Regions from separate parts of the Homo sapiens genome. Here region 2 is linked to region 1. A link is a loop called in an ENCODE intact Hi-C map of the cell type or tissue named here. Cell type or tissue: mammary epithelial cell. All regions are shown on one strand. Each heading gives the region's core, and the rest is flanking DNA. Links, peaks and the distances in the headings are about the cores only.

Region 1 (15,410 bases), core at 4,404-12,403:
ACTTGTGAAGGCACATTTTGGTAGAGAAAGGTGACACCGTTAACCGGGGAGGCAATGGAGAAGCAGCAGGAGATATGCCTCAACACTGTTATATGACTGACAGATTTCCATAAATGGTACATGGACATTAATGTAAAGTTGTCCTCCAGTGCCACATGTTACCTTTCCACCTCTACAACACCCACATCTGAGACTGACACCTCTGACTTCTGGCTCAGACACAGCCAGTACCTGACGTAATCTCCACTTTTCTTGTTGACACTGTAGTTTGTCAGATGCATGAACTGGTTCCGAATGTTCTTGGCTCCTTGATCATATCGCACAGTTGCAAACCTGATAGAAGGGAAACAGGTTAAATGCCAGGAACAGAGTTTCAAGGAAATACAGGCTGGAACTGAGGATCAATGAGATAATAATAAAGGAGGGTAATATCATTACCTAACAAATACCAAGTGCCTACTAAGTGCTAACTCCCATTCTAAGTGTTTTATAATGTCATACTTAATTCAATCCTTAAAGCAACCCTATGAAGTAGATAATATCGTATCCAAGTTGAAAAACAGATGTGAAAACTAAATGTGGTCTATTAAATAACTTGTTCAAGATCACACCAACTCCAAAACCCATGGACTTAATCACAACAAGACATTGCTTCTCTTATATAGAACATTACACCAATAGGAAGAATGAAAATTGAAAATATAGCTATTTACAACCTGGGAAATTGTGTGTAGGATACTGTGAAAGATGCAGCATTAGCTGGTCCAGAAATAACAACTGGCTGGGCATGGTGGCTCATGCCTCTAATCTCAACACTTTGGGAGGCCGAGGCAGGAGGATTGCTTGAGCCCAGGAGTTTGAGACCAGCCTAGGCAACACTGCAAGACCCTATCTCTACAAAAAATTAAAAAATTAAGCAGGCGTGGTAGTGTGCACCTGTAGTCCCAGCTACTTGGGAGGCCAAGGTGAGAAGACTGCTTGAGCCCAGGAGACAGAGGCTGCAGTGAGCTGTGATCGCACCACTACACTCCAGCCTAGGCAACAGAAACACCGACTGAGTGCCCACACAGTGCCTGGTACTATAGCATTCAATGAAAAAAAAAATAAGCAAAAAGAAAAAATGACAGCACAGCTATATGTAGGCTTAGAGCTGACATCCATAGAAAGAATAGAACTGATCCATAATACTCATTTAAAAAGAATGATAATGACAGCATTAACAGCAGACAAAGCAAAACGGCATAAATATGGGCACAGTGCAAGAGACTTAGTCCTGAATTTGAAATGAAGGCAAAAGAGGAATTAAACATGGAGCCCACTGAAAACAGGGTAGCAATTTGATATCCCGGACTGTTGTCAAAAGAAGACCAAAGTATAAAATACATGTGCCTCTGAAGGAAGTAACCAGGGAAAGAGAGAACTTTCCAGTGATGCTCAATATCAACAAAAGGATGCTCAGTATCAACAAAAGGACACTCAAGGCGAATGGTTATGGTAGATATCAACCCCTGTTTACATACCACTGTAACCATATCACCCTTCACTAGAGTGGTTTTCCCAAGAGGCATATCCAAGTGTGTGAAAAAAAAAAGAAGGCCACAAGTTTATTTTCATATGACTTACAAATTATTTACATATGCTTACTCAGACTATGAAGTCAACATGAATTTTCACCACATTAAAGGTCAGCATTAAAAAACTTTCCTCTTCTCTGTTTCTTCTCATCCACCCACTATCTCCACTCCCTAATTCCCTGTACCAGAAATATACAAGAGCCAAAGAAAGAATAGTGAAAAGAAAAAAAACCCCAAACCCAAAAAACTAAAATAAACAAACATGAGGCTAGGAAAAAGGATGTGGACAAAGAGAAAATGATGACTAGGCTAAAAGACAAGAGTTTGATGAGCATTATTATGTCTGTGCTTGAGAAGGACCCCAGATTTTCTAGAAACTTCCAACTTCCAGTAGTTATCACTTAACTTCTAGCCATGTCACACCCCAGTGCCCTGGTGAGTAACCCTTGCCTATGCATCCCAATCTTCCTCTAATAGATTGTCCAAGCAAGTTGCAGACTGTCATTCTCTGAATTCTTGTGAGATGCAAAGGGGCCCCGTGCTGGCTGCCTGCCTCAGCCAGACATTACCTCAAGGTGACATCCCTCCTGTCATCCTCTCCCCTCAAAGAACAATGAATTAGAAGGAGGGGAAAGCTTCTGCTTCAGAAAAAGAGGCTTTTCATCTCTTGTAGTTACTACAAGTACTTGATCTAACTTGGTCAACATGAAAAGCCTGACAAAAGTCTGTGGTGAGCTGGAATCGGGTACCAACACATTTGTCATTCCTATATTCTTTTTTTCAAGAGGGCTGCACATCTAAAAAAAAAAAAAATCATGTTTCTTCTTCCTAATCTTCCTTTTCACTGGAGCATTTTATTCTGAACCCCAGCAAGGATAAGATTTCTAATATCAAAGCGTGGAATTCTAAACTGAGTGTATGAAGCAGAAGCAGCAAAAATTAAAGTGAAACAAAAAAGCTTAAAGGAAAAGTTCCCCTGAAGGGTGAAAGTGCTCCACTCCATATCTCCCTCAGTCTAGTGGGGAACATACACTATGGAGAGAAAAGGTGTGCATGTTCATCTTTCCTCCTACCCCAGTAAGAGCTTATAGCTCTCACTAAAATCCATAGTAAATAAGCCATCATCATCATCTGACCACTATTTTCTTTTTTATTGTCTAGACCACAGGTCACATTAGTCTTGAATGTGACCTACTGGTCAAGTTCTGATTAACCTACAAAAGCTTTGTTTTTTCTTTTAAACTTTAATTACCTGAACAACATATAAAAATCAGACCTTCCTTCTTGCAGCCCAGGGGTAGCCAGGGCCCACATGAGGAAGATGGTGAGTTACAAAAAAAAAAAAAAAAAAAAAAGGAAGATGGTGAGTAGGGTGGGAAGTCAGCCAGAAGCACAAGGAGGTTTTCTAAGCAGGGAGGCCACCAAATAAGGGTATAAATCCATATAAAAACGGCATCTGAATGGGACAGTGGCCCAGTGGGGTCAGGAAACTGGCCACATACAAAGGAATTGAGCAAATAAATAAATATGTTAAAGATACTGCGAGCCAGATTTCCTGCTGTTGGAAAAGAGATTTTAAAATATGAAAAGCAAAAAACAAGAAGGAACTCTGTAGTTTTGAACTAGAATTGTGCGTACTAGTATAAACTTCTATTTTTCAACAATACATTAGAGACAGATATAGAAATACAGATGTACAAGTGTATATGTACATAAATACATAATTTCCTAACTCTGCTCATGGCCAGGGTCTGAAAGCAGAAATGCCCCAAAACAATGAGCGTATCTAGCACCCAGATATTGATTTCTAAATATTATACTCCAAGAAAAAGCAACCAGTGCTCCTTGGAGAAATGGTTGATTCCAGGGATAGAATAGAGAAAGAACAAGATGAGCCTGAAACATCTTGTGCTCAAAGAATGATAAAGACATGTCAAAAGGACACAAAGCCAGCTTGAGAGGTCTCCCACTGGCCAAATCTGGGACAATTTGAGCATCAAAATAAATCATGATAGTAAAGAATTATAACCCATTAAATAAAACAGGAACGCTTGAGTCTGCATTGGTATAAATAAATAGATGAATAAATAAACGAGAAGATAAAGCTCTTCCTCACAGAAAAATGCCAAGAAATAAAAGTTATGATGGAATTAAAAAATCATCATTTGGCAACTATTACAGCAATAATTCATTAAGGCAAGAAAAATCAATAGATTTTTCTTAAAAATGAGAAATGAGATGAAGAATGAAATTTTACATGATTTAAAGTATCTCCTTATAAAATACTTACTAATTACAAAGGGTAAGACCAAATAATTTTACAGTGGAGGAATCTAGCAGATGACCTAAAGCAAATGGTCAAACACCACTAAATGACTAGCATGTGCCATCACATATAATGCAATGACAAGAATTAGTATCACTTTTGTGGTATTCTGGCCCCAAATGCATTACCTAGGTCTCTTCATGAGAAAATATCAGACAAGCCCAAACTGAGGGACAATCCACAAAATGACTGGCCTGTAATCTTCAAAAATGCTGAGATCATGAAAGTCAAAGAAAGACTAAGGAACTGTTTCAGACTGAAGGAGACTACGGAGACCCGACGGCTAAATACAACATGTGATCCTTGATTGGATCCTTTTGTAATTAAAAAAAAAAAAAATCTTAGGACAATTGGCAGAATTGGAATGAGATCTCTAGACATAGGGTAAAAGGTAATTTTTCATATAATTCTTACAGCTCTGACAACTCTATAAGTTCAAAACGGTTTCAAAATTAAAAGTGTAAAAAAGTGCTTTGTTTCACAGTAAAAATCTACATGTTCAAGCCTCACTTAACAAACCAGATCTGGCAATACCAGTATCAGCTGCTGGCACTAAATAGTAAATGCCTTTAGATGAGACATGTACTCTCCATTCTCCAGTCTCCACTCTTCCTTCAGTGAATGTACTTGTGAGCATTTATGTTAGTGACCTTTGATTTAGACCATCACATATTATCAAATTTCATCTTCTCTAGGTCTGAAGTTTCAACACCATTTCTCTATTAACAATAACCTAAAAGAGCACTATTTACTAGGTACCCCAGGACCAAGTTTGCACATACAACCATTCGTCACTTAACAATGGGGATATGCTCTGAGAAATGCATTGATAGGCCAATTTCATCGTTGTGTGAACATCATAGAGCGTATTTACACAAACCTGGATGGTATAGCCTACTACACACCTAGGATAGATAATACAGCTTCTTGCTTGTAGGCTACAAACCTGTACAGCATTGTACTATACTGAATACTGTAGGCAACTGGAACACAATGGTAAGTATTTGTGTATCTAAACATAGAAAAAGTAATACATTGTGTTATGATGTTACAATGTCACTAGGCGACAGAAATTTTTCAGCTCCATTACAATCTTATGGGATACCATAGTATATGTGGTCCTTCCTTGCCCATTGTTATAAAGCACATGACTACATGACCACACTTATCCTAATGTAGACCAAAATTTACACGATGGAGTCAGTCTTGTATCTCCCTCTTAATGAGATCAAGATTTAGGAAAGTTCTCACGACAGACCTTTAAGGCTTTGACCTTTAAGCTAACAAAAGGTGGGAGAGTTCCTACTTTCTTTGTTAAATTTGAAACCCTAGGTACTATTTTGCAGCCTATTGATGAATATAGAACTATTTGCCGCCCCCTCCCCCCTTTTTAACCACAATGAAAACAAATATGAATTGTTTTGGACAATATCTTTATTTTGACAATAAATTTTTAAATCACAAGTTACATTTCCTTTTCGCTTTCTAATGTTTCTCACTGAGAATCAAGATAGTGATCAAGATAATTTGATCAAGAGAATCAAGATAATTTGTCTAAAAGTCTGAATGTCTGTGTGGAGAAAAGATTTCAATGTTTGGCATATGGTAGGGACTTGGCAAACATTAACTGAAACTGCACTGGAGTTGCTTGCTCCAAGATCTTTACCAATATGGAACCAAAACAAGAAGGAAAGCAGAGAGTTAGTGGGATCTTTTAAACTCTCTTCCCCTATTCAAAAACCAGTTTGTTCTTCTAAGAATATGACCCCACATGTTCTTTTTTTTTTTTTTTGTCCTGCTGTTTTCTTAAAAACTTTTTTTTGATACCAATATCTTCTTATGGTCAGAGTCACAGGCATTCTAGATGTAGAAGCTTAACATCCTCTTTGGTAGTTATATTTTCTGACAAACATTCACTACAAATGTACCAAGAAAAGAGAAGGCCAGCCTCGACCTCGCTGTGGCACATGAGTTATCCTTCAACAGGTGTAGGCATTTTGAGTCAGAGAGGCCTGGACAATGAAGAGACAGCACCTCAGGCAGCCTTGCCAGGAGCCACTGGGTTTCATCCTGGCCTGACCCAGAAAAATCTTATGGAAGAGAACAAGAGGCCCAAGAGCTCTCTGATCTGCTGTCAACCAGCTGCAGCCGGGAGACTGCCAAAGCGCTGCAGTGACTAGGCAGCGCCCTACAGAGCCGTCTGGGAGGGGATTACCAGCCTGATCCCTTGTCTTTAGAGCCAGAAATGACTCAAACTTCACAAACAGCAAGGGCCTGCCAGGGAGGGTGACAATGAGCACTGGAAAGGGTTTTCTCCCCCTTGTTGGTGTCTCTTCCCCCCTACTTGCTGCTGTGGCAGATTCTGGACAGTGTGCAGCCTGTGAGGTAATCTGAATTCCTTGGCAACCAGCAAGTACCTGAATTCTTTCAAAACCACAGGAATCCAGCAGAGAAAAGGTAAATATCCCTGCAGAGCCAGTGTTAATTAGCAAGGAAGGCTACTGAAGAAGGAACTGGGGGTGGGGAGAAAGGGAAAGGCACTACAAATGTTTTGGGGTCTTTTCTGAATTTCCACTGAATAATATGGCTGAGGCAGAAAAAAGGCCATTCCAACCGGGACCTTCCCAGAATCCTCTCTTCCCACCTCCGCCGCATGGGTGGAACTCAGCTCCCTGGATGGATACTTGCATGCCCCCCAAGTTGCTAGAGCTGCCTATCTTTGGGTCTCTGGCAACATATTTAGTTTTTAACTCCATTTTGTTTTAATTTTTTTGAAATTTTTATTTTTCCTGTTTCAGTGAAAATCTGGCTATTAGCTTCATCTCAGAAAGGGCTCTGTCAACTCATCTAAACCCAATACTGGATCCACCTAAAGCTGTAAAATCCAGGACAAAATCTTTTTGGAGTCCACCCCTGACAGGAAAAAGAATCTGCACCATTTTGGTAGAGCATAGCACCCCTCTGTGGAAACTGAGTGTCCCCTGGTGGTGCAAAACAGCAACACGCAAGTAAAATTCAAAAGCACAGGGGACCTCTGAGGGCTACTGTGGGAATCACAAAAAGCTGCACCCAAATACCAGGGGGACAATTGCAACACTTCTTCAATACTATACCCACACATGAGAAAACAGTGAGAGCTCTCCCACTTCTTATGTTAATAAAACAATAAGGACAACTGAAAACACTCATCTATACAGAAACTAGGGTTTTCACGAATTTAATTTTGTGTTAAAAAATTTTACACAAAATAACTTATATCACAAAACTGTCTTGTGAAATGAATTTAATCTTTCTGTCGCCTAGTATTAATTTGAGGTCCAAAACAGAAGTGATAGGGTGTAAGGGAATTCATTTCTAAAGAAGGAAATGAATTGTATTTGCCTCCTGTTCCGTCTCTTTAGGAAAGATTATGGTTTTTCTTGTTGAGCCTCAACGTAACCCAATAATCTCATCCCAAACTGATGATCTTCAGTTATGTCTACATAAATTACATGTGGCCCAAGATAACTAAAAGCTGCAGATCTGGAGATGCTACAGACTATCGACATAGTTGAACAGACTCTGAGGGTTACAACAAAGCAAGTGAATGTCAAGATACATAATTAGTGAAGACACAAGAACTTAGGCACATTGAAATTACTGCACGGAACAATGTGCCCTCGCAGGACTCCCGCAAACAGTGCATCATATTGCCATGCGTTATGCTTTTGTAAAGCTTTGATAAAGCTTTTATATTCACCTACACTTTCAGGTAAACCTAACCAAAGCCCTGAAAATTCATGTGGCTTTCTGGTTCTACTTGGTCTGAGTTTTTTAAAAGCTGTTTTTCTAATTATTCTGTGAAAAAACATCCATTGTGTGTGTGTGTGTGTGTGTGTGTGTGTGTGTGTGTGTATAAATTTTTTTGTTTCTGCTGGAAGCAAAAGGGTTATACTTAATTCAGTAGATTCTGACTTCCAACACACAACCAGTAGCCAAAGCACTTGCATATTTGTAGTAAATTCTATAATAAACATTGGTACTGTTGTTCTCATGTTGTGCTCTGAACCAGAAAGGTCTTAAAATTATGCCAAATTTTACCCATAGAGAGGGCTGTTAATATTGTAGGTGAAAATATCTTTGGAATATTAAGCAAAACATATTGCTATGATGTCCTTGAGAAACAGTGAAGCACAACCTCCATCTCTTTTCTCTATTCCCAAAGTCCAATTTTTGGCAGGACATAATCAGTTTCTAAAACTTGACACAGGAGAGAAGTGAAGGTGAGGATGAGCAGAGGAAGGAGAATGATGAAACTCATAACACAAAAGAGAGAAAGCTCAGAAGTCTCAAATTATAAAGCTGAAAATCCTCAGAACCTTGCATATCTGAGAAGTCAGGACTGTATTTTACCATCATTTTGTTTTAAATAATATAGGGAATAGGCTTTTTCTTGGTCTTTTTTTTTTTTTTTTTTTTTTTTTTTAATGAGATGGGGTCTCACAATGTTGCCCAAACTGGTCTTGAACTCCTGGCCTCAGGCAATCCTCCCGTCTCGGCCTCCCAAAGTGCTAGGATTACAGGTGTGAGCCACCACGCCTGGCCAGGAATAGGCTTTTATACCTAATTTTGTATAGTGATACTTCAAAACGTGAGAGCACGTGTGTCTACAAATATTATCGACAATTTCTTTCCTATAAAAACCTGATTAGAGCTAGTAGTCAGCTCATGTTCAGATGCCTGGTCCAGCCCTTTATCTAATAACTGCGAGATGTTTCAGTTCTTCCCTTTCTCAATTTTCAAGGAAGAGGCCAGAACTAGGGAGTTTTGGTAGTCTCCAATGTTCCCAGGGCTCAAACTCAAAATCTCAGTTAAGAATATGACAGGACTTATAAATGCTGTGACTGCCACCTAGAGGCGAACGGAACACAGAGCTCCACCAGCGAGGTTTGGTTAGTCTGCTCTCACTGATTTCAAGTCATAGGATACATGTGAAAAAAACTAAGTCTCTAAAATCATTAAAAGACCATTCTAAAATAATAGTTGTCAGAGTACAATAATATCTGTCAAAGCACCTGTACATAAATAGGTAGCCTTCTTTTATCCATGGTATTTCCCATCTTCCAATTGCATTTTCTAAAATACAGAAACATACACAGACCAGGCTTTTTTAGCTTGTCGTGACCACTCACAGATGCAAATCACCTCCTAAACTGCTATGCTTTATAACAAGCTTGTCCAACCTGAGGCCCACAGGCTGCATACAGCCCAGGACAGCTTTGAATGTGGCCCAACACAAATTTATAAAGTTTCTCAAAATATTATGAGTTTTTTGCAATTTTTTTTAAGCTCATCAGCTATTGTTAGTGTATTTTAGGTATGGCCCAAGACAATTCTTCTTCCAATGTGGCCCAGGGAAGCCAAAAGATTGGACACCCCTGCTCTATATCAAAGGCACTACGCATAAAAAGAACTTCAGGGCAAACTAGTTGGCTAATACAAAAATTTAGTTTTGTTGGGGGGAAGAACACAGCATAGTAGTTACATACTTATTTTAAACAATTTAAAGGGTTTACAAAAACAATTACCTGTAAAATTCTGTGGCTAGAGGAAACAAAACTTCAAAATATAACAACTTGAACTTAATCTTGTAAGTCACATTACCTTAAAACTTAGAAAGCACCTCAACAGGCCAGGTGTGGTGGCTCACACCTGTAATCCCAGCACTTTGGGAGGCTGAGGCAGGCGGATCACGAGGTCAGGAGATCGAGACCATCCTGGCTAACACAGTGAAACCTCGTCTCTACTAAAAATACAAAACATTAGCCAGGCATGGTGGGGGGCACCTGTTGTCCCAGCTACTCAGGAGGCTGAGGCAGGAGAATGGCGTGAACCTGGAGGCAGAGCTTGCAGTGAGCCGAGATCACGCCATCTCAAAAACAAACAAAAAAAAGCACCTTAACAAAAAGAGAACAATGTATGTACAACCACTGTAAAGTAACTTGCATGTTAAGGAAAAAAAAAAAAACCCTCAATTAATACCTTCCAAATATGAGAGGGCATGAAATTGTCTGAGCCCTGAGCTCTGGAGTCAGATCCATGAGGTCAAATCCCCATTCCACTTCTCCCACCTCTAAATCTGTTTCCTCAACTGCAAAAATGCATCAACTAAAAGGTTGTTGCGAGGATGAAAATAAATGCCTGGCATATAATAGGCAAATACAGGTAGGATTTTATTTTTCTTTCTACATCTATCCTGAAGAATAACAGCAAATTATCTTAATATCCTAGGAGCTTCATAACAATTGTCACTGCAGGAAAATACCATATGATCCTGGATCAGTGCTGGGGAAGATGTTTACACACCTTATGTGTGGACATGCAGTGAGACTACAGACAAATAAGCCTAATTTCTGAAGTTCTTTTTAGGCATACTGGCTTTGATGTTATAGAGCACAGCAGTTGAGGAGGTGGATTGCATCTGTAAGCAGTAATGACAAGTAAAAATAGCATGATCTGATTTAATAAACTTGTTAATGGATCCACTCTTAATATACCCACCCTTAATATACCCACCCAACCCCTTCACCCCCAAACAGCTTCTTACCTAGCCAATCCTTCTTCATAGAGATAGATGACAAGAGGATCATAGGAAGTCACGAGCACATAGAGGCGCACGTCAAACTTGAAATCTAAAAAAAAAAAGTTTGTATTCACAAAAAAAAACTAAGTTCATTTGTTTCCTGTTACAGAATAAACAACGAAACCAAGAAACATGAAAGAAAGAACATTCCTACACTCCACATGAAACACACACTGCTCACACACCTTGACTTCGGAGGATAACTAATAATTATACTATATAATTGTACCGTATACATATTATGTATATAGTACATAATAAAAACCGTATAATGTATATATACATTAATATAACTGTAATGTATATATAATGCATATGTGTGTCATTTTCATATATATTAATTACTGCACAATTTTCATACATATACTACTATATAACCTATAAAGCACTTTCTCTTATATTGTCTCATTTCACCTTCAGATAAATCCCGTGAGATAGGTAAGGAACCTGCTGCCTTTCTGGAGCCACACATGTCAAGAATTTCACAACAGTATAATAAAGACTTACTAGAGAAGGCTATGAAAAGCTTAAAAAGTTGAGCAAAAATCTGGCCCAATTTGGTCAAGGGCCTAATCACAACTCACCATCTATGAGCAGGGGGTTGTTAATGTAACGGGAGACCAAAATGTTCTCTTCCAGGGAGATCTGGTTTGGCTATTGAGTAAAGAGAAAGAATGAAAGAATAGAAATACACAGGAATCCTAATTTACAATAAGGGAGCAAAGTTCTTAACCTTTAAAGAAATGGTAAGGTGGAAAACTAAAATTCTGGTTAAAGTTTCCTCCAAGGTACCCATATATTCAGTTGGCCATATAATATCACTTCTATAACACTATAGGCATCCAATTACGATGCAGGAAAAATAAATTTACACAGTACCTCTCACATAATAAATAATAAATAAATAAATAAATAAATAAATAAGCCTAATAGCCTTAAAGATGTATATACATGATATTAAATAGTTACCTGCCAAGAAAATAAGAGCCACTTTAAAAATAAATGAAAACTTGCTTTCTCCCTGAAGTATAATGGAAATTTAAAAATACTACTACTATTCTTAAATGAAGGCTTTCATTAACATGTTTGGAGAACTTACAGATCCACAATGGATCCTAGCATTTTCTCTGTAAAATGAGATAGGTGTTTAATTGATTCACTTAAGGGTATTTGCTAAGCAACTGTATGCAAAGAGTGAATAAGGTCTTTAAAAGATTTCTTCAATGAAAAACAGTTGTTTATACAATAAATAGAAAAGTACTGTGGACACTGCATATGGCACTGGGGATACCATGATGAACATAACACATATAATCTCTGCCTGGCAGATTTAAGATTCAGTAAATCCCTATCCCTGAAAAGTTTAATATTTAGGTAGAGGAACAGCAAAATATAGAATTTAAAAGAACACAAAGCAGCATTTCTATAAATACAAGATGCCAGGTTACAAAGTTAAAGTGCAGACCAATCAGGTGGGACCAGTCAGGGAAGACTTGTCCCAGAAGAGTAGATGCAGAAATGAGTGAAGGCTGGGAAGCACATGGTGGAGAAGAAAGGAGCCCATCATCGGAAGATGGCACGCACCAAGCCCAGTAGAAAGGAGGGTGGGCCGATTCACAGACCTGGGGCTAAAAGACTGAACTGGGAAATTATGAAAGACATGGTTAAACAATGAGGAGGGAGGTACCCTACTGACAAAGGGATTTGAACCCCTGGCAAAGGGAGTTTATATTTAGCATGGTGGGAAGCAGGAAATTATTGTGGATTCTAGATTAAGGAAACAGCAAGATTAAAATATCTGGGAGAAAAAAAAAAACCTTCACATGTGATTAGATAAAGCTGGAAGTCACCACAATCCATGTAGGACAAAAGGGCTCCAAAAGGGAAGTGGTAGTGATAATAATTAGGTTGATAATAGCTACAGTAAAGGCAACAGAAATAACCATCAACATTTGCAGACACAAAATTTAACAAATGTACTAAACACGTGGATGTGCCAAGTGCTGTTCTAAGTCTGTTCACAGGATTATTTCATTTAATCCTCACCCAACCCCATGAGGCAGGTATATCACCATCCACATTTTATAGATTAAAAAAGAATCAGAGTGGGTTAGGGACCTGCTCAAAGTCACGGAGCTAATAAGCAATAGAGCAGCAACGGAATCCAGGGAGTCTTCCTCACAGGCTTCGCTTTTAGGCTTTATTCTTACCTCTTCCCAATATTCTGCTCTCAAATTTAATTGTCCCCCAAATTCAAAAGTTTGTCTTTATAACAATGCATTTCCTACCCTCAATACTACTACTGTTTTTCATATGATAATTTTGTGACCTATAACATTATACACAACCAGTATGAGCAGCTCTGAAGTCAGAATGAGAGTCCTCTCTCAGTTCCCACTGCTGCTATCTCAAAGTCAGAACACAGCTTTCACAACCCATCTCTACGCATCATAGGAACACAATGACATCATTACTGATTCATCCCTAATGAACTTCATCATCCATACCATTTCCTGACTCCCTTACATTTCTTGATCAGCTTCTCGTAAGTACTATCTCCATTTTGAATCTGCTCAATGAGAATTGATGCAATCACTATACAGCTGCAGGCTATGTTGTAAACGTAAAATCAAACAATCACAGCTCTCTTCCTACTGAGTAGAACCTATAGGCTACAATAAATATCTACTCACCCAACTTTTCTCCACAGCAGAGAATATGCTGATAGTGGTCATCATTCCATGACACATCTAACGCCCATGCCCATTTCCTCTCCTCCCTTGCTCACCATACACATTTATCCTTTGAGTTACACGTAACATAAACCCTTACAATATTTAGGTAACTTTACTATGTGTTCTATTGTCTTTATCCCTCACTTCTATCCGCATTGGGAATTAAACTGTAGACTCCCAGAAGAAAAGAAAGGTTTGGATATAGTTTCTTTGCACAGCGTTACAGACTGAAGAGCAACTAAGAAAAACTTTTTGATATCTTCAAGCCTGTTTCCTTTCATCAATCCCCAGTTAACTCATTTCAAATTATTCCAATTCAAAGCTCAAACTGCCTCCCAAAGAATGCTGAAGTAGGAATCTGAATTGTTGGGAAAGTTGGAAACACATCTTTCTTTTCTAAGACAGCATCTCATTTCTTCGCCCAGGCTGGAGTCCAATGGTGTTATTTCAGCTCACTGCAACCTCCACTTCCTAGGTTCAAGCAACTGCCCTGCCTCAGCCTCCCCAGTAGTTGGGATTACAGACACGTACCACCATACCCAGCTAATTTTTGTATTTTTAGTAGAGATGGGGTTTCACCATGTTGCCCAGGCTGGTCTCAAACTCCTGGCCTCAAGTGATATGCCCGCCTCAGCCTCCCAAAGTGCTGGGATTACAGGCATGAGCCACTGCGCCTGGCTGGAAAGGTATCTTTCTAAATGGACCTTAAGGTTAAAGCTCATGGTATCTGTTAAGTCATTGTAAAGGAGAATGATATAGTGGTTAAGAGTGTCTATGCTGGAATCATCTGGACCTGAGTTACAACCTTGACTCTACCACTTATTAAGGAAATAATAACTACCTCATAGGGTTCATATATGGATTAAGTGAGATTATGTTTAGAAAGGACAGTGGTAGGCTCAATAAACATTAGTTATTATTACTGCAAACTTAACAGAATATATGTGGTTCTAATTACAAAGTCCCACAGCTCAACAGCATTCATCACTACCTGCTGCATGCCATTCTACTCAGAGTACTGAGTGGTACTATTATGAAAATTGGAGATACATAATAATTAGGAGAATTTCTCAAAAGCTTTTAAGGAGTGACAACACAGTAGGCACTCCTGAAATACTTGTTGAGCAATGAGAAAAACAAAGGGAACCTAAGATAAAAACACATAAACAAACAGAAACAAGAGAGTACAGAATTATATTCACGAATATAGGAGGGACTAGAGTGACCTAACACTCTCCTAACATGTGAAAGTCTCAGAGAATGTATCAATACTGTATTTCCCATGGATCATGTGTGAGACAAGAATGAGTAAACTTGACTTCCATAATCAAATTCATACCTTAATCAGAAAACACCCATTCTTTCCCCTCCTTGCTTTGAATATACTAAATTGGGAAAATATGGCATTTAGTCATGGTTACTGAAGGAGTGGAGCAAACACAGCTTTGTTCCTTTATGCTGTATTTCTAAAGAGCACATCCTTATGAGACCACGTTAGCCAACCGAGATGTTTCCATCTGTGGTCCACACTTCTCTTTTCAGTGTTACATAAAAGTGATGCTTTTGCTATCCTTTATCTCGTTCTCGTAATGGTAAAAGTTGCTATTTGCAGAGAGTTTCCAAAAGGTTATGACTACTATAGGGAAGTTTTAGTAAGTGGCCCTCTCACTCCAGTGGGAAGAGAGGGGAAGATATTTTCATTTGGCCCTCACACCAACTCCATCCCCACTGCCTAAATCCCTCACTCACTCACATTAGTTCTGCTCCCAGACCCTCTGCCTCAGCATTCCCTCTCCTCACCCTCCTGCTTAAATCTAAAAGGAAAGCAGGCAGCAGCCTTGGAAAGAGTTACTTCATCCAGTTGGCTAATGGGTCACATATTCCATGGGAAAGGATCCAGGCATGGAAAAGAGGGGATGGTTATGCCTTTTGTGTAAGGAGAGAGAAGAGTATTAACAACATGGTTTGCAGGTCTGGGTAAAAGGTGGTAAAATTCCAGTTTTGGGGTAAAACAGGAGTATTTTCCCATTATGTCCGCATGTTGCCAGCTCCCCTCATGCCTCCTGGCATCCTCCCAGGCTTCTGTCTGGCACTTCCACTAAATACCTAAAAGAATCAGACTCATTCCAAAGCTTCACAAAGAGGGAGGGGGA
Region 2 (15,410 bases), core at 4,947-12,946, 640 kb before region 1:
TCTGGAGGCTCTGGTGCTGTGTCAAAGGAGGCCATAGTTAAAAGTTAGCAACTGCCCAAACACCCTTGTTTCCTGTTCGGTGTCCTTTGCTACCAGGATGAGGCTGGCAGGTCTTGCAGCAACCTTGCAAGCCAGGACCAAACTCATCCTCATGGGTAGAGTGGCTTGGTAGAACTCAAACAGCATCATGATACACTGATGGATTTCAAATCAGGTATGAAGCCGGTTGCTAGGGATGTTGATGTTGGTAAATAAGAGCACTGGCTTTGGAGTATGGCAGACCCAAGCTCGAATCCTTGCTGTGCCCTTCATTAGCAATGTGACCCTGAGACAATCTGTGACCTCGCTGCCCATGTTTCCACAGTCTCTAAAATGGCTTGCTGCAGGGTAGTGTGTGTAAAGAAAGCACTTTGCACCGTGCCTAGCACGTAGCAGACATTCAACAGACACTAGTTACACCCACTCCTTTCCCAAGTGGAAGTCCTGACCTTAACTCTGGAGAAGGGGAGCCTGTCTCTCAGTCATCTTCTTCCCTGTAACCATCCAGCACCCACACTGTGCTCAGATTTGGTAAGACTCAGCCCCAGACTCAGGGCAGAGCACAGCTGAGGCATTAACCCGTGGCTGACCTTGTTACTGTGACAGCTCATAAGGCTCCTATTCCCAAGCTGCCCTCTCTGCTCCATCTCATCCCCAGAGCCTGGAGGACCAAACATATCTTCCCAAATGTGACTGCAGCACGGCACCTGAGAGCCCAGTCATGCTGTGCCCACCTTCCCTGGAGTTCCCCAACCACATAACCCAATGCCTGATCCATCATGGCGAGCCATAGAGTCCCCAACAATGTCAGGGCTAAGGCCACATAGTTAGGACCATCCATGAGAGATGCCCATGGGTTGGTTTTGAGTCTTCACTGTGATTCAGACATGGAGTTTCACAGTTCAAAAGAACACCCCACTGTTACTTGAGTCCTTCAACAGGTGTAAAAAGAACAGCCATTCCTTCAGCCTCTGAGACTTACTCCAGCCTTGGAAATCTTCCCTTCTCCTACACATTTTTCAGTAACACCAGGTGTTGCTGAGATAACTCTCAGAAGTATGTATACTACTTCGATTTCTTAGTCTTGGGGGAAGAGTCATCAATATGTAACAATCCAAACACTAGCTTTTTCTGCTCCAAAGGAAACTTTGGAGGTAATGGAGAGATAATGGCTATTTAATCTCTCACAATTGAGCTCACCTCACCTCACTGCTGTGGCAGAGGGGAGCTGACTACCTTGGGGTCCCCTTTACATCCCAGCCTCCCATCATAAGGGACATCTCAAGGCAGCCACCTTGAATGGCATCAACAGTCCAGGTGGATAAGCACATGAGTCGTAGACCCCACCTGCCAGGCCACTGGGCAGCCGAGTCATCTCGATGTGCTGGGACCATCTCCAATGTAGGATGGTCTCAATATAATGAACACAGGGGCAGCTTCTCAAATGTATTCTTTCATGATTCTACCACCAGCAATGTGAGAAAGCTCCCTGTCCAACACCTGCAGGAGGCACCAGGTAGAAGTACCTCCAACCAGGGTGGAAGCCATGTGTTAGGTGCATGGGTATAAGATGTCTTGCCATTTCAAAGCCCTGCCTGAATATTGTCTCATGGATCTTGTTAGCTCACAGTCAGAGGCAGAATAATCCCTCCTCTCTGTCTGGCCGGGGGGAAATGAGTAAGGTCAATCTATGTCATTGGAGCTAAGGATGGAACAACCCAGAAAGGTAGACAGGTGTGTGCAGACTTGGAGCAGTAGGGCAGAGCAACAGGCCTCTTTATCTATCAACTGTTAAGTCTTGTTACATTCAGTGCTAGCTAATGGAGGGAGCCCTCTGATAAAGCAGTCTGCAAGGCAATGGACTTGGGGTTATATCTGCCCCAACAAATATAACAACACATGCTTAAAGAGAGAGGGAGCCTCTCTCCTACATTGCCACCTCTGCTTATGGGAAAGGGAGGAGAAGTCTGTTGGTCAGTGTCCAGGGTATTCTCAGGGTCATGTTCTACTGGCGGTAGGGCCACTAGGTGTTGAAGGTTTGCATACTTGCCCAGTGCTCTCTCTTGCCTACTTGATTTCATGGGTTCTAGCCTGCTACAGCAAAGTTGGCCTCTTCATATGCTGTCTCTCTGTCTCTGTCTCTCTCTGTCTCTCTCTCTCCCTCTCCCTCTCCTTCCAGTTCACCTGTCTACAACTAACCAGATCCCTGCTCTGCTCCGGAGACCCAAGTATCTTGGAGTTCATGGAGAGGGAGGAAATCCAGTGGTTCCACTAGGAACCCTAGAAAGGTGCATGGCTGTACCAGGATGTGCCCACACAGGATGGGATTATCAGCCTCCATACAACACGCTGGACTCAGAGCAGAGCAATGTGACAGTGCACTGGGGACACAGTCAGCCAGCAGGGCACTCTCCACCTGCCATGCTCACTCAGAGAGGGAGGAAGAGAAGTCCCTGGCACAGGCATCCCACTGAGAGGCATCAGAGCACTTGGGCAATTGAAAACTAGACCCTGGCAACCTGACTTTAGCCTTATTTCTTTTCTTTTTCTATTATGCCCCTTTACAGAAGTCAGAAAATAAGGAGAGGTGGAGTCCTGATGATCCTGGATCCAACCATACCTGAAGACAGGATCTGCCCAGACATAACAGATACGTGAGCCTTTGGGGCTTCTGCTGTGTCAGTTGCTTTTCTTTCACTCCCAAGAGTCCCAGCAAATACGAGTCACATCGCCTTGCCTCCTGGGTGTTTTCCTTCACTTTGTTTCCTCTTCCTCCCTTCTCATGCTTACCTTCCGAGAAGACTGCCTCCTGCACGAACCCTTCCCACAAGCCCTCTGCTTTCCCTGGCCTGCCCATTCCAACAGCCCTGGGATTCTGCCTCCTCCCTGTGGGCCACTTCCTCAGGTGGTTCCAAGAGGAGGTTACTGTGTACCCATCGGGGTCTGTCTGGGCAAGAGCACTGGCTCTGGACCTGGGCTTCAACCCTGACTCCCCCATGTATCGGCTGTGGGCTTCTGGGGAGCTACTCTACTCAACTCTCTGGGCAATGGGGATACTGATAGGACTGACCTAATAGGGTGCTTCTGCGAATGAAATGAGACAAGGCAGATAAAAGTTCTCAGCATAGTGCCTGGCATAGAGTAATTGCTCAATAAATGTTATTTATTGTTTTTTCACCCCTATAAAAGGCAGTCACTTGTGTTTAAAGATATAATGCCAATAGTTCTAATTTGTGCATTTCCTCACCCTTGAATGGGTTTCTCTCTATGTACCTTTCATACCTGACGACAGCAATACCAGCTTCAGCTAGAGTTTTTGGAAGACATCAGTAGGGTCAGTTAAAATCAATTCATTCTGCACAGATCATAGTGCCAGATGATCATAGGAACTGATGTCCTCTGGATGTTAGAATTATTATTATCGAAACTTAACACCAGCTTCGGTTTTGCAGAAGGAAGAACATGTGGCGATGTTTCTCAGCAATGGTCTTCCCCTACCAACATGCTTGGTATTCTAGAAGGTTATTTCAGGGCAGTGGTTCTCAATGTGGGTTCCACAAAGCCAGCAGCGCCAGTATCACCTGGGAAAGTATTAGAAATGCATATTCTCGGGTCCCACCACAGACTTGCCGGGTGGGGACCAGCAATCTGTGTTTTCACAAGCGCTCAAGTCATGGAGAAGATTCTCAAGCATGGGAGCCACTAATTTAGAAGTTTTACAGATTCTACATGTTTTAAGCTCTTAAGTCTGTCTTCTTACTATCCATATCTTCAGCTTCAAACAATCTCAGAAAACAGGGCTTTTAAAAACAGTCATTACTAATTTTTAACAAGAAAACATTTTAGAAGGGAAATCTATTAGCCATAGATGGTGCAGATTGCAGTTCACAGTGTGTTTTAGTGAACGCAAGGTGATCACCATGTCTTACTTTTTTCTTATTTTTTCTTTTGTCAACTTTTTATTGAAGTACAGTATACATACAGAAGTGTTCGCATATCCTAAGCATACAGTTAACTGAATTTTCATTAAATGAACATATCTATGTACCCAGCACGCCGATGAGAAAATCAAACCCTGCAGCACCCCAGCTCATGCTTCCTCCTAATCCCACCCCTGCCCCATCCATTGCCATTTTTTTCTTTTTCTTTTCTTTTCTTTCTTTCTTTCTTTCTTTCTTTCTTTCTTTCTTTCTTTCTTTCTTTCTTTCTTTCTTTCTTTCTTTCTTTCTTTCTTTCTTTCTTTTTTTTTTTTTTTGAGACAGAGTCTTGCTCCGTATCCCAGGCTGGAGTGCAGTGGCGCAATCTTGGCTCACTGAAACCTCCACCTCCCAGGTTCAAGCGATTCTCCTGCCTCAGCCTCCCGAGTAGCTGGGATTACAGGCGCCCGCCACCACGCCTGGATAATTTTTGTATTTTTAGTAGAGACGGGGTTTTGCCATGTTGGCCAGGCTGGTCTCGAACTCCTGACCTCATGTGATCTGCCCGCCTCAGCCTTCCAAAGTGCTGGGATTACAGGCGAGAGCCACCGTGCCCAGCCTGCAATTTTTTTTTTAAATTGCAGGAATATTTCAAACAGGCAATTTATTTTAAAGAAAGTTACTATCCTAGTCACCTCACTTACACCAAAATTATTTCAGTGTTGCTCATTCCCTTCTGCACATATATTTTATGTAGTTTTGTATTTTATCCTGTTAGAATGTCCCTGTTCCATGTTGTTACATAATTTTCATAAACACTATTTAAAACGATCCCAGCTTAATGTGTGGCTCATACCTGTAATCCCAGCTACTCGGGAGGCCAAGGTGAGAGGATCACCTGAGACCAGGCATTTGAGACCGACCTGGGCAATGTAGCAAGATCCCCAGCTCTAAAAGATGTTTGTAAAATTTAGCCAAGCATGGTGGTGCATGCCATAGTACCAGCTACTTGGAAGACTGAGGCAGAAGAATCATTTGAGTCCAGGAGATCAAGGCTACAGTGAGCTGTGATCATGCCTCTGCTCTCCAGTCTAGGCAGGGAGCGAGACCCCCATCTCTATAAATAAATAAACACTTATATACATACATAAAAGAAAGAAAATGACCCCACATTGTACCATCATATCAAAGTGTCAATTAACCATCATTCCCCCATATGTAGGCTGCTTCTATTCTGCAATGAACCTCCTCATGTCTCATGCATCCTTTTTCTTCTCTGGAATTATTTCCTTAGAATCAGCTGTCCGAGGAGAAATGACTAAGTCAAAGGCTCTGAATGTTTTATTAGGGCTCTTTATTATTTGCACTGTTTGTAAAAAATGTGAATCCCATCTTGGGTAATACTTTTGTGCATTTCTGAGCTCCTCCTTGCACCTTAAAATTTCTGGATATAGATTCTTCTCTCTCATGCCCCGTGAACCCAGAAAAATACTTCTGGTGGCACTGGGCAGGAGTGGTGGATGCTAGTAGATTATCCCTCATTGGGGAGGAGTGGCGGATACTAGTAGATTATCCTCCATTAGCTGGGCTATAGCTTGGCAGGGGCACCAGCAGGAGCCCACACCCTCCCCCAGGGGGTGCATGTGGAGGAGAGGGGGTTCAGGGAGAGAGTCAACCTTCCCTGAGGATCCTCAGAGGAGCTCCTAGTGGCCATCAAAGGCCCAACAAGGCCCCTTTCCCTCCTCAGGAGAGATGGAAATCATGGGGGACAGACAGTGAGGGAGCATAAAGTTGGACAAGAGAATAAGAGTGAGTTAAAACCCACAGGAGAATCCAGCCTCGCAGAACAATTGCAGGACCATGCGCTGATGGGGCTGGACAGGAGTGATTATTTATTCATGCATTGCTTGTTCTCCATTTCCTAAGGGACCTGCCCCCTCCCCTTGAAAGGCAGGCAGCACCAAGAGGATAGGATGAGTCTGGAGTTAGCACAGAGTGGGGAGGTCTAAAAAGAGGGTGCACACATGGGGCCATGTGAGGTCAGTGGGGTCACGTGAGGTTGGTGGGGCCACATGGCCATGGGCCAGAAGGGCAGGCTGGGGCTAGAAGGAATCAGACTGTGGGTTTCAATGACAATGTTCGTTCTGTCATCCTAGAGTCAGGATAACATAGAGCACAGGCTTTGGGGCTAGAGTCTCTGGGGTAGTCGTATAATCTGAGCAAGTCTCTGTCGCAGTCTCCTTATCTGTAAAATGGGAGAGAGAGAGTACCAGCCTCCTAGAGTGATTGTGAGATTAAATGGGTTCATAGGAGAAAACACTTAGACAAGCACATCCCATAAACCTGCTCCTCCCTGCACCACAATGTAGGAGTCAATGCTTTGCTGTAGACACAGCCAGGCAGAGAAAGGGTAAGGAGGGTCAGCCTGTGCTCTCTGCACCATCACTCATGAACCCAGAAAATGCCCAGAGAGAAACCCTAGCCCCTTCTCTGACTCTTCCACCCATTCATTCACCGATCCATTTGTGGTGATGATGAGAAAGGGCTGTGGAGCAGGTCATGTCAATGACAGCCATTCCTTCAACTTCTACCTCCAGCTCCCCATGGCTCCCTCTGGGCATTGCAAGGAAGAAGCAAGTTCCAACCTCCACTTGGCTGGAGCCCAGAGAGTCCCCTGCAGCCCCTCAAGGTTGGGGGGAAGAGATTGCGGAAGAGGGTCATCTGATCCTCTGCACACCAGACACCTGGGGCCAGGGTGGGGTGAGAGAGAATACTATTCACCATGCCTCATTTTCTGATTGGAGCAGGAGGCTGAGGGTGCAGCAGGAAAGTGTTGATGAGGAAGATGGGGAACTAACATCGAATGATTCCCTCCTATGTGTTGGACCCTGTGCTGGGTGCTCTGATGTATACAGTCTCACATATACATATATTATCCCCACTTTACAGAGAAGAAAACTGAGGCTCAGAGAAGTTAGGCAGCTTGGCCACCCTTGAGCATTTATTACTGCCCAGCATTGTACTGTCCAGTGAGGGGGACCCAGACAGGACAGAATATCTGATTTTTCTTTTTAAGTGGTGTCCATTAGAGCAGGAGAAATGACTGGCCTGGGAAAGTCTTGCAAATGATCCACATTGATACAAGCTAGAGTGCTCAGTGACATGGCTTGGATGGAGTACTGTGGGGACGTGGCAGACGAAACAAGTGACTTGGGCCCAAGAGGGAGTGGTGAGGCTTGGGCTGAGTCTTGAAAGTTGGGAACCATGTGGATGGGCAATGGGGAGTGAGGGAAACATGAGTGGTGAAAGGGAGAAGGGCGTGGTAAAAGTCTGCCAGGGTCCTTAACACACACAAACTCAGTATTTCGGGTCCCAAGCTGCCCTATAGAGCAGCATCCCCAGCCCTGGTAGCTGTCCCTATCTTTGTCCTTAACTTCTCTGAGCCCTACTTGGGTCTCTACCGCCTCTGGCCACCTGGCCCCGGCTTCAGACTGCAAGGAAGGCTGCCTGGAAAAGACCCATCCGAGGAGGAAGGTATACCCAAAGGGTGACATCTTTCCAGGGGAGACCCTAGAGAATAAAACAAACACGGATTTCAAATTCTCTCCTCCTTGGCCCGTGCAGATAAAGCCCAGGACCGGCCGGGCATGGTGGCTCATGCCTGTAATCCCAGCAATCTGGGAGGCTGAGGTGGGTGGATCACCTGAGGTCAGGAGTTCGAGACCAGCCTGGCCAACATGGTGAACGTTCATCTCTACTAAAAATACAAAAAATTAGCCGGGCGTGGTGGTGGATGCCTATAATTCCAGCTACTCAGGAGGCTGAGGCAGGAGAATCTCTTGAACCCAGGTGGTGGAGGTTGCAGTGAGCTGAGATCGAGCCATTGCACTCCAGCCTGGGCAACAAGAGCAAAACTCATTTCAAAGAAAAAAAAAAAAAAAAAGCCCAGGACCTACCTACACAAATGAGGCACACTCTTCCACCCCCGAGACCCCATGGGTTCTTGTGGGTCAGCCCCTCACCTTATTCTGGTCCCTCAGAAGCCTTTGGCCTAAGACACTGAGCACAGAACAAGGGACTGTGGTAAGAGTGTCTCCCATTTGGGTCACAATGTTGGATGAATCCCTCACCCCCGGGACCTCAGCCTTTACATCTGTAAAATGGGACTAATGCACTTGTCCTCCCCCTTCAGAGTGCAATGGTGAGATAGGTCCCTGGAAAAAGGCTGCTGCTATGTGAGCCTGGCTTCATCGCAGGAGCACTTGCCATGTCCCTGGCATCGTACTAGGCAGTGGAGAGAGCAAATATGAACAGAAAACAGCCTCTGCTGTCAGCAGCCCCACAGCCCAGTGGTAGGGGCAAGCAAGTAACACTAATGACAGGCACATGGAGAGGTGAGGGTGGAAGTGTGGGTGGGGGGGGGGGCGGGTAGAGGACCCTGGGGGCCAAGGAAGGGCTCACAGAGGAGTTGGCCAAGCAGATTTCCCGGGGGTGAGGAAGGGCATTCCAGATGGAGAGGTCAGGGTATGTGGATGCAAAGCAAGGGAGCAGGACCAGCCACACAAAGCTCAGCAGGGAGGCAGCAGGACCCAGCGGGGCTGACATAGGCTTGGAGTCAGGCTGCTAGGGTTCAAACCCCTGCAATGTGTGACCTTTTAGTTTTCTTTTCTTTTCTTTATTTTTATTTTGAGACAGGGTCTCGCTCTGTTGCCCAGGCTGGAGTTCCATGGCTCCACCATAGCTGACTGCAGCCTCAGCTTCCTGGGCTCGTGATCCTCCGGGTTCAGCCTCCTGAGTAGCTGGACCACAAGTACACACCACCACATCTGGATAATTTTTAATTTTTTTGTAACTAACATAGTGAGACATAGCGTCTCACTATGTTGCCCAGGCTGGTCTCAAACCCCTGGGCTCAAGCGATCCTCCTGCCTTGGCCTCCTGAAGTGCTGGGATTACAGGCATGAGCCACCACACCCAGCCCTTACAATCTGTGATCTTGGACAAGTCACTAATCGCTCTGTGCCTCAGTTTCCTCATAGGCTCTCCTGTACTTATAGTTTCTTCTCTTGTCCAGATAAAATGAGTTATATGCACAAAGCACTTAGAACAGTGCCTGGCACATGCTTAGCGGTTCATAAATGATGATGATGATGAAGTGATGGGGCTGGAAGGCCTAAATAAACCCACACAGAGGCAGGCAGGGCGGGAACTGTAATCCCCGAGTCTTAGGGGATGGTAATGGCTGGCGAACCCAAGACATACAGGGTGAACCTTAAGTCAGGCGGATTTGCAGAGATGAGGGCCTTTCAGCTGCCCATCGGTTTCAACAGCACATCAGAGAAAAAAGTGGTGGGGTTGGGGACTGTAAAAACAGCTGTCTCCTAGCTAAACTCCCTCCTTTGAGGTTAGAACCAGGAGGGCAAGCCCTGAAACCTCACCAAGATAAGGGGGTGCTGCCCTCTCCCCAGCTCTATCCAGGGGCTGTTTCAACTCCCGGACTCTCCGGGACAATGGCACGCTCGTGAGAGAGGCCGCAGAGCGAGGCAGCTTTTCTCACAAGAGCAATGGAGAGAGAGAAAGCCAAGGTCTAGGGTGCCTCAGAGGGCAAAGGTCCGTGGCCACGGGACGTGCCTGTGCCTACCCGGCGACCCTGCGCGCGGCCCGCAGGAGCGCGGCGATTCGGGGCCGTGTGCCACCAGAGGGCGCGCTGGATCTCAGAGTGTGCGGAGCGCTCAGCGAGGGGCGCGCGGTGGGAACTAGGAAGGGCGGACGGTGCTCGCCTGTGTGCGCGTGGGGGCGGAGGGAAAGAGGGGAGAGAGCCCGCGTTCCCAGAAAGCCCGGAGTTCGAGGGTTAGGGCTTTCCAATCAGCTAGCTCAGAGCAACCGGGGCCGAGGACATAGAAAAGTTACACTAGTAATATCAAACTTACACAATACTCACCATGTGCCAGGCACTGTTATCCAATCCTCACCAGAAAGCCAGATGTTATTATTGTCTCCACTTTATAGTCAGAGAAACTTGAGCTTCCCTGCGCCAGAGGTCCCACACCTGGCTGGGGCTAAACCTGGGATTTGAAGGCCCAGGGTCTGGCTCCAGGGCCTGTGCCCCCAACCGGTGCCCTGTAATAATACTTCTCTAGTAATCTAGTCTCCCAGGTCCGCTTGAGGCTTGATCACTTTCTCACTAGCAGCTCCCTGGTTAAGGTAGCTCAACCCTTTCCTGCAGAAGAGTTGAGTAGATACGTTCCCGCTTGCTAGGCTGGCATCACTACTGCAGCTGCCCCAAACCTCAAAGACTGCTCAGTGGCCGCCAACAGGTTCTGATTTAATTAACATGTACTGAACACTTACTGCATGCTGGGAACTGAGTTAAGGCATTTACATAGGTTCTTATGCAATGCTCCCAATGATGTGTAAATTACGTGTACTTGTTCTGATTCTCATTTTACACACGAAAAAAGTCAGGCGGGTAAAGGAGGGTAAGTGGTTTTCCTGAGTCACACAGTTCACTCCAGCCTGTGGAGCTCCAACCACCATATTCACTTATCCATTCATTCAACAAATCTACTCTGTGCCAGGCACTGACTCAACAGCGAACAGGACACTTAAAAACCTGTTCACTTGCTTTCTTGGAGTTTGCTTTTTTTTTTTTTTTTTTTTTTTAAGAGACTGGGTCTCACTCTGTCTCCCAGGCTCGAGTGCAGTAGTGCCATCATAGTTCCCTGCAGCCTTGAACTCCTGGGCCCCAGTGATCCTCCCGCCTCAGCCACCCAAGTAGCTGTGACTACAGGCATGAACCACTGCACCCAGTGAAGTTTATACTCTTCATCAGCTATAGAGAGTCCCCCACTGACATTCACCCAGTCCTTGTTTCTTGTTGGTTTATGAGAAGAGGTGAGAAGAGGTCATATGCTCTGAACAGAAAGGAAAACAAGCTTTTTGCATATGGTGGCATACATGAGATAATATTCCTTCACCTTCACCCAGAAGGTGGTATACTGATGGCTGTTATGGGTTGAATTGCATCCCTCGAAAAGATATGCTGAAGTCCTCACCCCCAGTACCTGAGAATGTGACCTTATTTAGAAATATGGTCATTGCAGATGTCAAGTTAAGATGAGGCCATACTGGAGCAGGGCAAGCCCTAACCCAATGCAACCAGTGGCCCTATAAGAAGAGGAGAAGACATGGGGATGACACAGACATGTTACAACAGAGGAGACTGAAGTGCTGCAGCTCCAAGCCAGGAACACCAGTGACTGCCAGCAACCACCATAAGTGAGGAAGACGTAGGAAGAATCCTCCCCAGGGTTTTATAGGGGGCATGGCACTGCCCATACCTTGATCTTGGACTTCTAACCTTCAGAACAGTGAGACAATACATTTATTTATTTTTAAGCCACTCAGTGTGTGGTACTTTGGTATAGCTGCCCTAGGAAACCACTCTAATGATATTAACTTTAATTCTTTTCCATTCATGGGGATGGTGTGCTCCCTCATCCAGGTTCTTTTTCTCACTCCAGCCCCACAGTGGCCAGGGTTGGGGGAATACTGAGGTGATGCACAGGTGCAAAGCTCACCGGCCTCAATGACATCTACCCCCAACCTGTGGTCTCAGCATCACCATCCTCTACCTGACTGAATAGACCCATGGTTACCAGTCAAGATGACAAAGGTGTATTCATCTGGCAGAGGCAAGGCAGACAGCAGGCAGGTGTGCCCAGGGCCCCTGTACCTCACCTGCCAGCCTCACTCAGCACTGCCAAAGCCTCATGTCACTGATGTACTGCCTGTTGATTCCTGCCGAAGGACAGGGCAGAGGGAGAAGCTGCGTCCTGCTAGTCCATCAAGCTGTGTCCAGGTGGTCCATGGTGGCATCAGGTAGAGGCCATCAGCCTTGTGGGGAGTCATGCCTGACCCGGTCTCTCTCCCTCAACAATCACCCCCTAAAGTGCCTCGATACAGCTGTCATTGTACCTGGCTCATCAGAGGGCTTCAGGCTCTGGGAGACAGAATATTGATTTGCTTGGCTTAGGATATTCTGGTTTGAAAATAAACAAAGTGCCAAATCTGAAAACTGGGGAGTGACTCAGTCCCTCATTGTGAAGTTACAGACACTAGTGGCTTCTGCCGTCCTGGTAGGTTGGGGCCCTGGCAACAGTCACTTTGAGTCTCCTGGGCAGCCATGCAAGTGTTTCTCAAACCCCTTCAGCTTGCTGACATTTTTCTGGATGTACAAACATTCGCAGGCATATGTCCTGTCTCTCTAGGAAGGTAGCAAACTTCTCGAGGGCAAGGGCTGTTTTGAATTGTTCTGTGTCCAGCACAGTGTTTTCTATGATCAAAGGAAGCTAGGCACATGGTCCGCCCTACCCACACCCCTGGCTGGCTTGAGGGCGGACATGCTTTAGTGAGAAGTAGAGGTTCCTTCTGGATTGTCCAGCCCAGCTTATGTGGGAGGGAGAGGAGCAGAGATTCAGGGCAGTTGCTCCATGTAGGTGTAGAGGAGCCCTTCATGGGAACCTCCCCCAGGATGGGAATTTCAGAAGTTGGGGCAGGTTGGTGGGTGGCAGCAAGGGAGTAGAGGAAGAAAAGAACGCTCCAGTATCACTCACTAAAAGAATACTTGTCTCCCACAGGAACAGGTACCCAAGAAAAGGAGTGTGAGGTGGCAGAGAGAATAGTAAGCCTGATGAATCTTACTGAATGTAAGCCTGGTTTTCATTAGACCCACCCCAGGCACATGGACCCTACTTCCCCAGTAGTGCAGCAGTATTTTCCTAGCTGCAAAGGCTCTTTCCTTTTCCTGAGTCTTTCCTTCCCTTTTTCCCTTCTCTATTCATTCATCACTAAACAAATCTTTAATGAGCACGCACTCAGAGTCAGGCACTGTTCCAGGTGCTGGGGACCCAGCAGGGAAAAACCAGACAAAATGACCTGCCTCTACGGAATTTACGTTCTAGTGGACGAGGATGCTCTCTGCTTTCCTTTTTCTCATCCTTCTCTTACCACCCACTAGGCTATTGGTAGTTCAGATAAACCCCAACTAGAGAGTCCAAATCTCATTCATTCATTCATTCTAGAGCTGTCCATTAAGTGCCTAGGATGTGCCAGGCACCATTCTAGACCCTGGAGATCTTGAGCATCTCGCAGGAGGCCACACCTTCTTGGGTTAAGGACAGTCTAAAAGAATTACCCCTCCCTTCCCAGACCAGTGCATCCCTCTGGACACAGAGATGTTGCAGGAAACTCTTGATTATTTGTGGATATTGCGTACAGAATGTAGATTGAGTTAGGTGTGAGCCACTGAGATCTTGCCTTTCCCTTTGTTGCCTCCTTTCGTGATCCCCGCTTTGCACCCTTTGGAGCCCAGGAGACCACAGAGGGAGCCCTGGCATGCACTGGGCCCCATTCCTGATGGGAGCTGTCTCCCGCCATAGCAGCTCAGCCACTCCGGACTCCAGCTGCCCCGCCAGCCCTCGCTGCTTTAATTAACTCTGTCCGGATGCGCTGACTCACTCATTGGCTCTGTGACCCCCCTGGTCACAGAGGACACCTCCTCAGACACAATTACATTTGAGGATGAAGCATTTCCTCTGGGCACAGAACAAGCTAGTGAAAGCTTTTCTGGGGGAGTGGGAAGGGGGGCCTGCTTGGAGATGACTCACGAGCAGGCCTTGAAGTTAGTGGCATCCCACAGGGTAGGTGTGTCTCATTCAAATGCTATATGCCCTACAGGCCTTATTACTCCGTGGAAGTTTCTGTTCTTGGGGGGAGAAAGAGGATGCACCCACCTTCCTAGGCAAAAGGGGACTTAACACCTGCATCAACACGGGGTATATCAGTAACTATGCGCAGTGTCCCCAAAGCCCCGGGTGGCACCCCAAAACCCCGCAATCACCCATATTTATTTAACACAGTCTATGCACTTGCCCAGACACAAAGGAAATAAATAAAATATGATCCCTCAGCCTAGATTTGAGAAGAAGAATCAAAGACTCTAAGCTCTATAGCATCCCTGTGAGACAGGTATTCTCAGTCCCATTTTATGGACTAGGAAATTGAGGCTTGGAGAGACTGAGTGACCTGTTTTCTCAGGAACTGCACTGGCTTTAAGAATTCAGTTGGCTAAGGATGATTCTGAGGTCTTGCACAGGTGAGCAGGAGGACAGCCCAGAAAAATTGAAGTCTGGTCCTCTTTCCTGACTTACATTTTAGACACAAGGAAAGAATACTAAGAAACCAGCCTGTGTGGGTATGACGGAAACAATATTCACGTTGGAAAACCTCCTGTTGTCCTGTAAGTACAGCCTCTTGCAAGTCTATGGAAACTAACAGTCTCAAGCCCCAGACACCCACCACAGGGCTGGGTCTGGTGCTGAGCCTGGGGGAAAGGTTATCAGTGTTTCCTTTGTGGACATCTGACATCTCTCTTTAAATTGAAGTGAAGGAATTTGCATTTTAATGATGATTTTACCAGGTTTGTGCCACCTTGAAGTGGCTAATAATTATTAGGTTGGTGCAAAAGTTATTGAGGTTTTTGCCATTGAAAGTAATGGCAAAACTCACAATTACTTTTGCACCAACTTAATGAAGGATACTGAACAAAAGAAATTCATTGGGAAGTGTGGTAGGTATTTAGTTTAAAACATACTCAGATGTCATTCTTATGACATCTGTAGGGACACAGCCATCTATCCAGCATCCACCTATCCATCCAAGTATTTCCTGACCATTTGTCACATATAGAAAGAACAGTGAATTAGACACACATGGTCTGTGCCCTCAGGTAGGAGAAAGGAAGTGGCTGCTGCCCATTGGTGATCTGACTGGTTGGTGACTCAGTGGGGTGAGGAGTCTCCTGAACTGTTTGCTCAGAGTCCTTGACCTCAAGGTGAGTGTAATAGAGATGCTCTGGACCTTGGGGTCAGGCAGAACTGGATTGGAGTCCAGGCTCCATCACTTACTAGCTGTACAACTTTGGACAAATTACTTAACCCCTCTGAGCTTTGGGTTCTTTATATGCAAAATGAAGAGATACCTACCTGGAAGAGTTGTTGGGCAGATTAAGTGAGCTATTTCAGTGTCTATGACATGCACTGTTGCAGGCACTGGCTTTAGCGTCCATAATAGTAGCTTAGAGTATTGGGCCCCCCATTCTGTGCTAAGTGTTACCCATTTAATTCTCATTTAGTTTTCTCGGTGTGTGTGTGTGACACACACACACACACACACTTCATGAGCAAATACTGTCCCCATTTTATTGGTGCGGAAACTAAGACTCAGGGAACATGTAACCAGCTCAGGATTGCATAAGTACTAAGAGACCTGGCTGGGATTTGAACCACATCTCTCTGCCTCCAGAGTCCATGCACAATAGTAATCTTTTCCCACTACCCACATACATAGGCATAGGCTGATAGCTCACAGCCTAGTCTAGGGTCTGGACTCCTC

The links. Hi-C counts contacts between places; a loop is a spot of excess contacts. Peaks named below come from ENCODE experiments on the same cell type or tissue, not always from the same donor. Only the 100,000 strongest peaks of a DNase experiment are listed, where the experiment ranks them.
Region 2: a loop joins it to region 1, with 16 times the contacts of the local background. A loop is called at or near these places in 24 of 110 quality-filtered maps.

What each region holds. Positions count from the first base shown.
Region 1 is chr14:75,702,784-75,718,193 of GRCh38, reverse strand. TTLL5 (tubulin tyrosine ligase like 5) reads right to left here. Exons shown (of 32, transcript NM_015072.5): 8 at 11,107-11,176; 9 at 10,487-10,571; 10 at 232-333. Among named protein-coding and RNA genes, the nearest start is that of TTLL5, 49 kb to the right of the region's middle. RefSeq lists an enhancer at 6,206-6,315. In mammary epithelial cell, for the core only: CTCF peaks have their summits at 6,882 (motif pointing left) and 8,795 (motif pointing left); a DNase peak (open chromatin) is centred at 6,173; H3K27ac peaks cover 1,325 bases.
Region 2 is chr14:76,347,196-76,362,605 of GRCh38, reverse strand. It overlaps a transcript of ESRRB not described here. Among named protein-coding and RNA genes, the nearest start is that of ESRRB, 21 kb to the left of the region's middle. RefSeq lists an enhancer at 9,370-9,559. In mammary epithelial cell, for the core only: a CTCF peak has its summit at 9,644 (motif pointing right); no DNase peak of the experiment used is centred there; H3K4me3 peaks cover 286 bases.